Regions from separate parts of the Homo sapiens genome. Here all the other regions are linked to region 2. A link is a contact called in ENCODE Hi-C or POLR2A ChIA-PET data. All regions are on one chromosome and are shown on one strand. The core of a region is the stretch at or near the end of the contact, and the rest is flanking DNA. Distances in the headings are between cores, read along the strand shown.

What was found. Hi-C counts contacts between places; a loop is a spot of excess contacts on that map. ChIA-PET counts read pairs that join two places held with the same protein, here RNA polymerase II (POLR2A). Pooled maps may share reads with other maps.
Region 1: a map of naive thymus-derived CD4-positive, alpha-beta T cell shows a loop between it and region 2 (2.3-fold over the local background). The contact joins the promoter of PROX1 here to the promoter of SMYD2 in region 2. A Hi-C loop is called at or near these places in 1 of 168 maps with a recorded cell type or tissue (naive thymus-derived CD4-positive, alpha-beta T cell) and 9 of 50 pooled maps. POLR2A ChIA-PET finds 5 or more read pairs at or near these places in 4 of 52 experiments (H1, Panc1, T-cell and 1 more).
Region 3: a loop to region 2 is called in a map of endothelial cell of umbilical vein, with 12 times the contacts of the local background. The contact joins the promoter of PTPN14 here to the promoter of SMYD2 in region 2. A Hi-C loop is called at or near these places in 7 of 168 maps with a recorded cell type or tissue (Caco-2, ascending aorta, cardiac septum and 3 more) and 18 of 50 pooled maps. POLR2A ChIA-PET finds 5 or more read pairs at or near these places in 7 of 52 experiments (Caco-2, GM12878, MCF 10A and 3 more).

What each region holds. Positions count from the first base shown.
Region 1 is chr1:213,986,531-213,989,230 of GRCh38, reverse strand. PROX1 (prospero homeobox 1) reads right to left here and starts at 1,258. Exons shown (of 5, transcript NM_001270616.2): 1 at 748-1,258. RefSeq lists enhancers at 1-377, 378-881.
Region 2 is chr1:214,279,847-214,282,546 of GRCh38, reverse strand. SMYD2 (SET and MYND domain containing 2) reads right to left here and starts at 1,388. Exons shown (of 12, transcript NM_020197.3): 1 at 1,120-1,388. The coding sequence starts at 1,292. It overlaps LOC124904509 (a long non-coding RNA gene), which reads left to right and starts at 1,511. Exons shown (of 2, transcript XR_007066876.1): 1 at 1,511-2,700. RefSeq lists silencers at 969-1,128, 1,159-1,278, 1,299-1,588 and an enhancer at 1,868-2,433.
Region 3 is chr1:214,550,267-214,552,966 of GRCh38, reverse strand. It overlaps PTPN14 (protein tyrosine phosphatase non-receptor type 14), which reads left to right and starts at 1,365. Exons shown (of 19, transcript NM_005401.5): 1 at 1,365-1,784. RefSeq lists enhancers at 239-1,059, 1,060-1,880, 1,881-2,700.

The DNA of each region.
Region 1 (2,700 bases), core at 9-2,508, 290 kb after region 2:
TCCCCTCCAAGCCGGATTTCCACAATTCGGCTTCGACAGCGTTTTGAGACGAAAGTAACAGAGCGCCCCCCCACCTCCCTCTCTCCTCCTCCCAGTTCCCGGTCCTCTGCTGGGGTTAAAAAAGGAGAAGTGAAAGGTATGCAAATGACAAGCAAATTGGAAGAGCCGGGAAGAAAGGCAGCTATAATAAACAAGACAAAGAGAAAGGACAAGGGGACCGGCCCCGGAGTTTTAGCCTGGGGAGATCGGAAGGATGGGGTTTGGCGGAAAGCGGGGATCTCCACGAACAAAAAAGCGACCCGGTCCCTCTCGCGGTCCTCTCTCCTGAGAAGAGAGAGCAGGAGAAAGAAGGAAAGGGAGCAAACGCCTCCTCACACCCCAGAAACAGTACACAAAAGGTGACAAGATCAGCGACAAGTCCAGCAACATCAGCCTCCCCCCCATCGCCACCGCCACCCCCAGCCACCAGCAGGAAAGAGAAAGAAATAAAAGCCAAGAGGATCACTTACTCTTAGGAACTGGGAGGAGCGGAGCGCTGAGTTCCACGGAGGCTCCCGCTTAGAAACTGTTTAGAGGCTATTTTATTATGATTCATTTGAATAACACCATTTTCTCCTGGGGGGAATAATGTTTACACGGGTCTGAGTAATGGGAGGCTCTTTTCTTCCTTTCTCATTCAAGAACAAGACAGTGCAAGTGATTCTGGAAAAGGGGAGGGACTCACGAGGGGAAGAAGAAGATACTTACGCGGTGCAGGGAGCAGTGGGACCGAGCCTCTCTCTCTCTCTCTCTCTCTCTCTCTCTATCTCTCTCTCTCTCTTTTTTTTCCCCCGGCAGAGAGAGGAAAACACGCGAGTGCACACACGGTGATATCTTGCGGGTGATGAATATGATAATTGGACAAGGGACGGTGAGTCTGTGCGACAGCGAGCGAGCGAGCGGGGCGAGTGGGAGAGGGAGAGGGGAGAGAGAGGCGGGAGGGGAGGGGAGACGAGAGAAGAGGAGCAGGGGAGAGGCGAGGAGAGGGAAGAAGAGGAGAAGAAAAGAAGAGGAGCTAAGGGAAGAGGAGAGAGCAGGAGAGGAGGAGAGAGAAGAGCGGGAGGAGAGGAGAGAGCAGCAGAGGAGGAGAGAGGAGAAGGGTAAAGAAGAGAAGAGGAGCGAAGCGGAGAGGGAGCAGGCGGACCCGGCGAGAGCTCTTTTGCGCCGCTCTGCTTTCCCCGGCTGCAATGGTGTATTATTTCAGAGCGCTCCCTCAGCTGAGGGCTCCGCTCCACAACAAGATTTACTTTAAGACACAGCTGAAGGAAACAGGAAGACTGCACGTCACAGTCTATCTGACGTACCCGGCCCCAGCACCCAATCGCGAGGCGCCTTCGGATTCAAGGGGGGATAGCAAGGCAAGAGAACTTGGGAGGAAAAAAAAATATAAAAGGGGTGGGGGTGAGGGGCTGGGAAGAGAGGAGGGGAGAGGGGCCCTGCGCTCCCCCTCCCCGGCCTCCATCCCCGGCCCCCACCCCCACCCCCACCCTGCCACAGCTTCGGGACGACTGGATCGCCGCGCCTGGGCCGGAGCGAGCCATCTGCGGGCACTATGCAAAGCGGGAGACGGCGCGAGCGGCGCCCGGCTCACACTAGCTCTTCCAGGACGCAGGTCTTTTTTTTTTTTTTTCTTTTTCTTTTTTCATTTCCCAGATACAGCTGATCGAGTTCGCCGAGTGGCCGAGCGAGTGAGCGCTCCTCCGACTTGGGTGGAGGAAGGCACGGAAAAGTATACGGGAGAAAAAGTGGGGGTTTTAGGGGTGGGGGTGGCATAGGAGGAGGGAGGGGGGGATCTGCAAATCATTCCACTTTTTAAACGATCATAGGTAGTGTCAAGGATACGTGTCACCCTTGGTTCCTTTTAAAGGGGAGGTGGACAATAAAATACAGGTAGGTTTGGTATTAAAATAATAGGTGCCAGAGGTTTCACATCGGGTCCGCTGCATCTGTTATTAGACGAAGATCAACATTGGCTGAGTCCCAGTTTATCTCCAGTCCAAATTATCAGGAAGAGGAATATTTACCCTTGGTTACCTCTGACATTAGTTGGATTGTAGGTAAAGCAGCCTTTAAAAATATATATGTTGCAAACATCTGGCGATTACCCTTCACTAATTCACTCGCCCCAGAAAGACCAAAGATAGCTGTTCAATACAGGATTTACACAGTTTTGACGCCTGGGCAACAAACTTTAAAGTTTATTAGGCAAGAAATTTCAAACGCATAAATCGCAGGCTCTAAAATAAAGCCCTAGAAAATTTACTTTGGTTTGACATTTCTTGCTTGAAAAATAACCAGCAAAATTTCTTTAGATAATGTGGCTCTTAAAGATCTCCTTGGGCTTTGCAAGTTACAAATGCAAGCGAGCCTCAGCCGCAGCTAGAACGTCCCTTTCACCGGGCACAGTAAACGGCTTTTAATAAAGCAGCCGCGTTTATGACCTAAAGATCCTATAAAAGCTGGGACTTGCAAGAGCTGCGAAGCAGAAACATTCATACATAGTCTATTAGACACTCATTTTTGTAAGTAGGAGGAGGACAAGTAGTCTTCGTGTGTCCCTCAAATTTAATCAGATCAAAGGTTGAATCATGCTGTGTCGTGACAACAGGGTATTTATGAGGTGTGTTACAAGTACACTGGCCAAACACTACCAATGTCTTC
Region 2 (2,700 bases), core at 139-2,638:
CGCAGGTCAGCTTAATCCAGCCCAGGAATCTCCATTTCAAAGATGAAGAAACTGAGGTTCAAAGAAAGCAAATCATGGTCTCTACTCAGAGTACTGGAAGGCCTGATATAAACTTAACCCCAATGCCATGCCTCCTGCCTTAGTAAATTTACTGAGCACCTAACCAGTGAGAAATAGGCAGAAGTGAATAAGGCCAGATTTCACTCCCTTCACTACTGGTGTGAATGGATAAAGGTAACTCCACTTTCTCTCTGGGCTTTAGTTTTCTCATCCATTAAGTGAAAGACAAGACTGAATTGGTGATTTCTAATGTGCCTTTAAGCTCTGAAACTCTCATAAGAGTTGAGGATATAATTATGTGTTGGTGTGTGCAAATGTATATGCATCATATATACAAACACAGACACATATATACATATGGTATCTTACAATTAAATACCATTAGCAACCACACATCTTGCCCAATCCCTTCCTGCGACCATGTTTTCCTAATCCCAAACCGAAACTGGACACTGCAACTCATCGTCGCAGCACCTCAGAATCCAGGGGGTGTGGTCAGTGCCCACTGGCGTCCCTCCAAACACCCATGTAAGCGTACTTTAACATGTAAGCGTACTTTACAAGACATATACTAAGTCATTAAATTCCTTGGAAGAAACGGCCAATCTGAGGCAGGGCTGGACTGTGGGTAACAGAACACACCGCAGGAAGCATAAGTTAAAGGTGACAGCCCGTGGCTGCCCAAATTTGGGGCTCCGCTGCCAATGCACCGGGAGGGCAGTGAGTGCCCAGGCTTGGAACAAGCCTGGCTCGGAGCCCACATTTGAGGGCAGGAACCTGCACGCCCGGGTTTGCGCATCCAGCGTGAGCAACTCTGAAAACGTGCAGTGCAGGGCGTGCAGCGGGGCACCGGTCCTGTTTCCTCTCGCACGTGGCGCCTGGCGTGGGGCTGCAGCGCGGGGCCGCAGCGCGGGGCCTCCTCCCCTCCCCGCCCCCCACCCCGCCCCAAGGGCCGGCGCTAGGACCCCGCGAGCCGCACGCACTTCCTGGCGCCGCCGTCCAAGCCTCCCGCTCGGCGCCCCCGGCTCCCGCCCGCCGCCGCCGCCGCCGCCGCCCTACCTGGTGAAGCAGTACTCGCAGTGGTTGCCCCGCTCGTTGACCGTGAGCACGTAGGCATAGGCCGGGCAGGAGAACAGCAAGTCCCCCACCTGGAAGGGCTGCAGAGCCCGCAGCCCCCGGCCTTTGCCCGGGCTGCAGAAGCGCTCCAGGCCGCCGAGGCCCTCGGCCCTCATGGTGGCGGCGGGGCGCGGCCGCCGGCTGTGCCCGAGCTGCGGCTCCCGGCGAGCTGTTATTGGAGACGCGTCACCTAGAGCTGCGGGGGGCGGGGTGGGAGCCGCCCGGCGGACGCGGCGGCGGCTCCCCGCTCCCCGGAAGGGAGGGCGGCCCCGCCCGGGCCTCGCGCGCCCCCGCGGGGAGGGGGACGGGCCCGGCGGCCCCGCCTAGCGCCGCGACCCTCGGCGGCCGCCCCGCGCGCGCTCCGGGCCGTTTCCGGTGTGGCCGCGACAAAGAGCCGCAGCCCCTGTGGCTTCTGCGAGGAGGCGTGAGGCGTGTGCGCCTCCGCGGCGTCTCCACGGAGCGAGCGGGACGCGCCCTCCTCCTCGGTGGGAGGGAGGGGGGTCACCTGCGGGGACCAGGTATCCGAGGGCCACCCCTAGACAGTCAGCCTGGCCCGAAGGATGACCAGCCCCCGGTAAATAGAAGGGGGCGAAGCCAGCTCCGAAACCTTACGTTCGCTGTCCCTTGTAAAGACCCTAGAGGCAGTGATCGGGGAACGCCAAGGAGAAAGCGGCAGAGGGGAAACCACAGTAGAGAAGTTTGGTGTGCAGAGGGTTGAAGTGTGCTTTTCCAAGGTTAGAGGTTTTTAAACCTTGTGGCTTTAATGGGAACGTAGTTTGCCCTCTGCTCCTCTAGTGGAATTACATGGACGGAAGAGGAAATGCATTGGCCGGCCCAGCTCACCGAGTCTCTGAGGCATGCTGCGAACGTTGCAGAGGAAGCCAGAGAGAACCTTGCCTTCAAGGAATTTAGGCTGTTGGGGGATAATGCGATGCTGTGGCCAGTGTCCAGGACACTGCGCTAGAGTTTGCAGTAGTTTTAATATGCTTGACCACCCACGAACTGTGATCTTAGAAAAGTCACTTGGGTTAGGAGTCAAAGGATTTAAAGCCCACAAAGCCTGAAACGTAAATCCTATACACATGCACGCTATTACTTTTCATATGAGAAAGGAAAATATAATCCGTGTTCCACATGATTATGTAAAGACTGGAATTGATGTACATGCAGTAAAGACTAAAATTGTGACGAGATCATTTAGCAGAAACCACTACTTCAAAATAGGACCTCAAACAGTTACCTGTGTAAGTTCAGGACTGGTTGAGCAAAGGGAAAGGATTAATATGATTGGAGATGTAAAATCAGTGGAATTTTTGGCATTTCAGTAAAATGTCTTTATCAGCTGGGTGTGGTGGCTCAGCCCTGTAATCCCAACACTGTGGGAGGCCAAGGTGGGAGGATCATTTGAGCCCAGGAATTGGAGAGTTGGAGACCAGCTTGGGCAACATAAAGACCCCGTCTCTATGGGAAATTAACCACCTCTCAAGTGGTGCTGAGGTGGGAGGATAGCTTGAGCCTGGGAAG
Region 3 (2,700 bases), core at 116-2,615, 270 kb before region 2:
GTTGCCCGGGCTGGTGTCGAACTTCTGAGCTCAGCCAATCCCCCAGCTTTGGCTTCCCAAAGTGCTGGGATTACAGGTGTGAGCCACCGCGCTTTTTGGTTTCCAATTCTCTTCCCCAAGAGGCCAGGAATTTTTGCATGAGTTGCCGGACACTGAAGTGATTTGGGACAATACATTGTGTGCCAACGACTTCAAGGTCCCTTTTCAACAAAGGACTGGAATCTTACCGAGATAAATCCCAAGACATGTTTGTAGCAATGCAAAGGACCACAGAAATCTAGACAAATTATTTAATTTTGCAGCTACAGAAACCTAGGATCTCAGGGGCTGGGATACTCCTCAGTTATCCAATCGGGCAGGGCCTAAAACCCAGGTTCAGTCGCCTGGCTCCGAGCTTTTTCCATCATACCAGCTGCGTCTCATTAACTCCACCTCCGAAAGTGCTAAGGAAGTTCCCTCCCAGTGCCTACCCAGGCAGGGTGGGGCGATTCTGTGGCATGGAACAAACCGGGAAAACGACATTTTCCAACTCTCAGCACACAGGCTGCTTTTTATCATTCCTACGGGGCGGGAGGGGGCAGGGAGAGAAGGCTAAGACACCGGGTCCAGTACCCAGAGATTCTAGGGAGAGATCTCTGAGATTGCCTACTTGGTGAGGCCACCTTACTTTCTCCTGGTCTGTTTTCCCCTGTGGGGTGGCTGCATGAAACGTCCTGCTTGGAGGGTTCCCCAATATAAGGTGGACTATTCTGAATGTAGGTCGGGGTGAGCAAGTTCCTGCCGCCGCCCCGTCTCTGCGGTCCTCGGAAGTCTAGGTGGGCTCTTCCTTGCCTTGCCTCTTTCTCCCCAACGGCGGGAGCAGCCCAGGGTTGGGGTGGCTGCGGTCGCCTTGCTCTCTCCACTTCCACGTCTCTTACTCCAGGGAGTTTCATCCGGTCCTCCGTCCTCGGCCCCCACCTTTTAAAACATTTTCCAAAACTACCCCATTAAAAGTGTGCGACTTCTCCGGGCCTGCAGAAGGAGCTCCTGCAGCCCGGCATTCCTCGGATTCCAGCGCTGTGACGTCCCCAAGGACGGCGCGCCTCCAGCTCGGGAGCTCGGGAGCTGGGGCTCCACGTTTCAGCGCGCGCCCGCGGCGCCCCCGGCGCGCGCCCTCCCGGGCCGCATTCCTCCCCGCCCCCGGCCGCGCGCCCAGCGCTCCCTCCGCCTCCCGGCCCCCAGGGCCGCGGAGCCCGGCTCTGGGGTGGGGGAGCCGTGGCCGCCGGCGCCTGCTCCGTCCCCTCCCACTCGCACGGCCCCTTCCTCCCTCCTCTCCCGGCCGCTCGCATTTCCTGCCGCTCTGGCTCTCCCGGCCCCTCAAAGTTCTTTCCAACTTTTTCTCGGCGGAGTGAGCGCAGCGGGCGCAGACTCGGGGGCAGGTTGCTGTGCTTCTCCGGGCTCAGCCGCCTGCTCTCCTGGCTCAGGTCCTCGGGGAGCCCTAGACAGACATCAAGTGGCCACTGGCGCTCCTTCCCCTCCCAGCTGAGCCATCCTCCCCGGCCTCCTCGGGCGGGACAGCCCCGTGCTTAGGTTTTTCTCCTTTTCTCCCCCGGTGCGCCTCTGCTCGGACTCTCGCGCCGGGATCGCGGCGGAAACCTCCCTCCCCTTTCGCCTCCTGCGGCTCCTTCCCTTCGCCCCTCCTCCGCCAGTCACTGGAATCAATTCCGTGGGGAATCGGCTCCGCCGCCGCGAAGGACAGCCTTTCCGCGCGGGACTCCGGGGCGCCACGGGGGCCATGTAAGCAGGTAAGCCCCGTCCAAGCCGGGAGTTGGGCCCGAGGTTGGAGGCCGCCTTGGCGCTCCGGGCGCCCTGCAGATGACTTGGGCAGACGCTGGCAACGCCAACTTGCGATTGGCGCCCCGGGACGCCTGGCAGGGCAGCCTGGGGCGCGGGGTGGCCGGGCCGCAGGGGTGTTATCTCGCGGTGGGAGCTGCCCGCGGTGAGGCGCAAAGCTGGTCCCGGGAGCGAGCTGGAAGGTGAGCGCAGTCTGGGGAGTTTGTGGTTAAACCCACACCCTGGTCCCCTCTCTCCATTCCCTTCTGCGTTTTGGGAACGAGAGAGGGCCTCGGAAGGGCAACTAGAGATACCTAGACCTTGGGGGCTAGAGGATGAAAGACGAACGACGTCGCGGTCGCTGCAGCGGTAGGGGGATGCAGCTGCCCGACGCTCCCAATCACACCCCACCACCACCGGGAAGGAATCTTGAGGGGAGCGGAGTTTTCCTGCCCTCTCACTAGGCCCCAGTGGTGCCACCGAACTCCTGGGCGTCGAGGCTCCTACTTGGGTGGTCGAGCTGGCTCGTAGAAAAAAAGCTGTGGCCAAACAATTTCAGATCAGGTCTTCACCTCAAACTTCCAAAGTTGTAGGTATTAACAGCCTCTCCTTCCCCACGTGACCCCCAGATCTCAGGTTTGAATACTTGTAAATGGGGTTTACACCTTTTCGTTTGGAGAGAGCAGTGAGGTAACGCTGCCCCTATCTCCCTTTCCCTCTCACTTCCTTGGGTTCTTGTTCTCCAACCTTCTCATCCCCACCTACAATTTCAGAAATTGTGGGGTTTCCGCTTAAGTCTAGGGACTGGCTGTCGCAGGTTCTTTGTGAAGGTGAGGAATCTCTAGACTGCAGGTGCGGGCAGTTACAGAGTTTCCACCAATGTGTTAA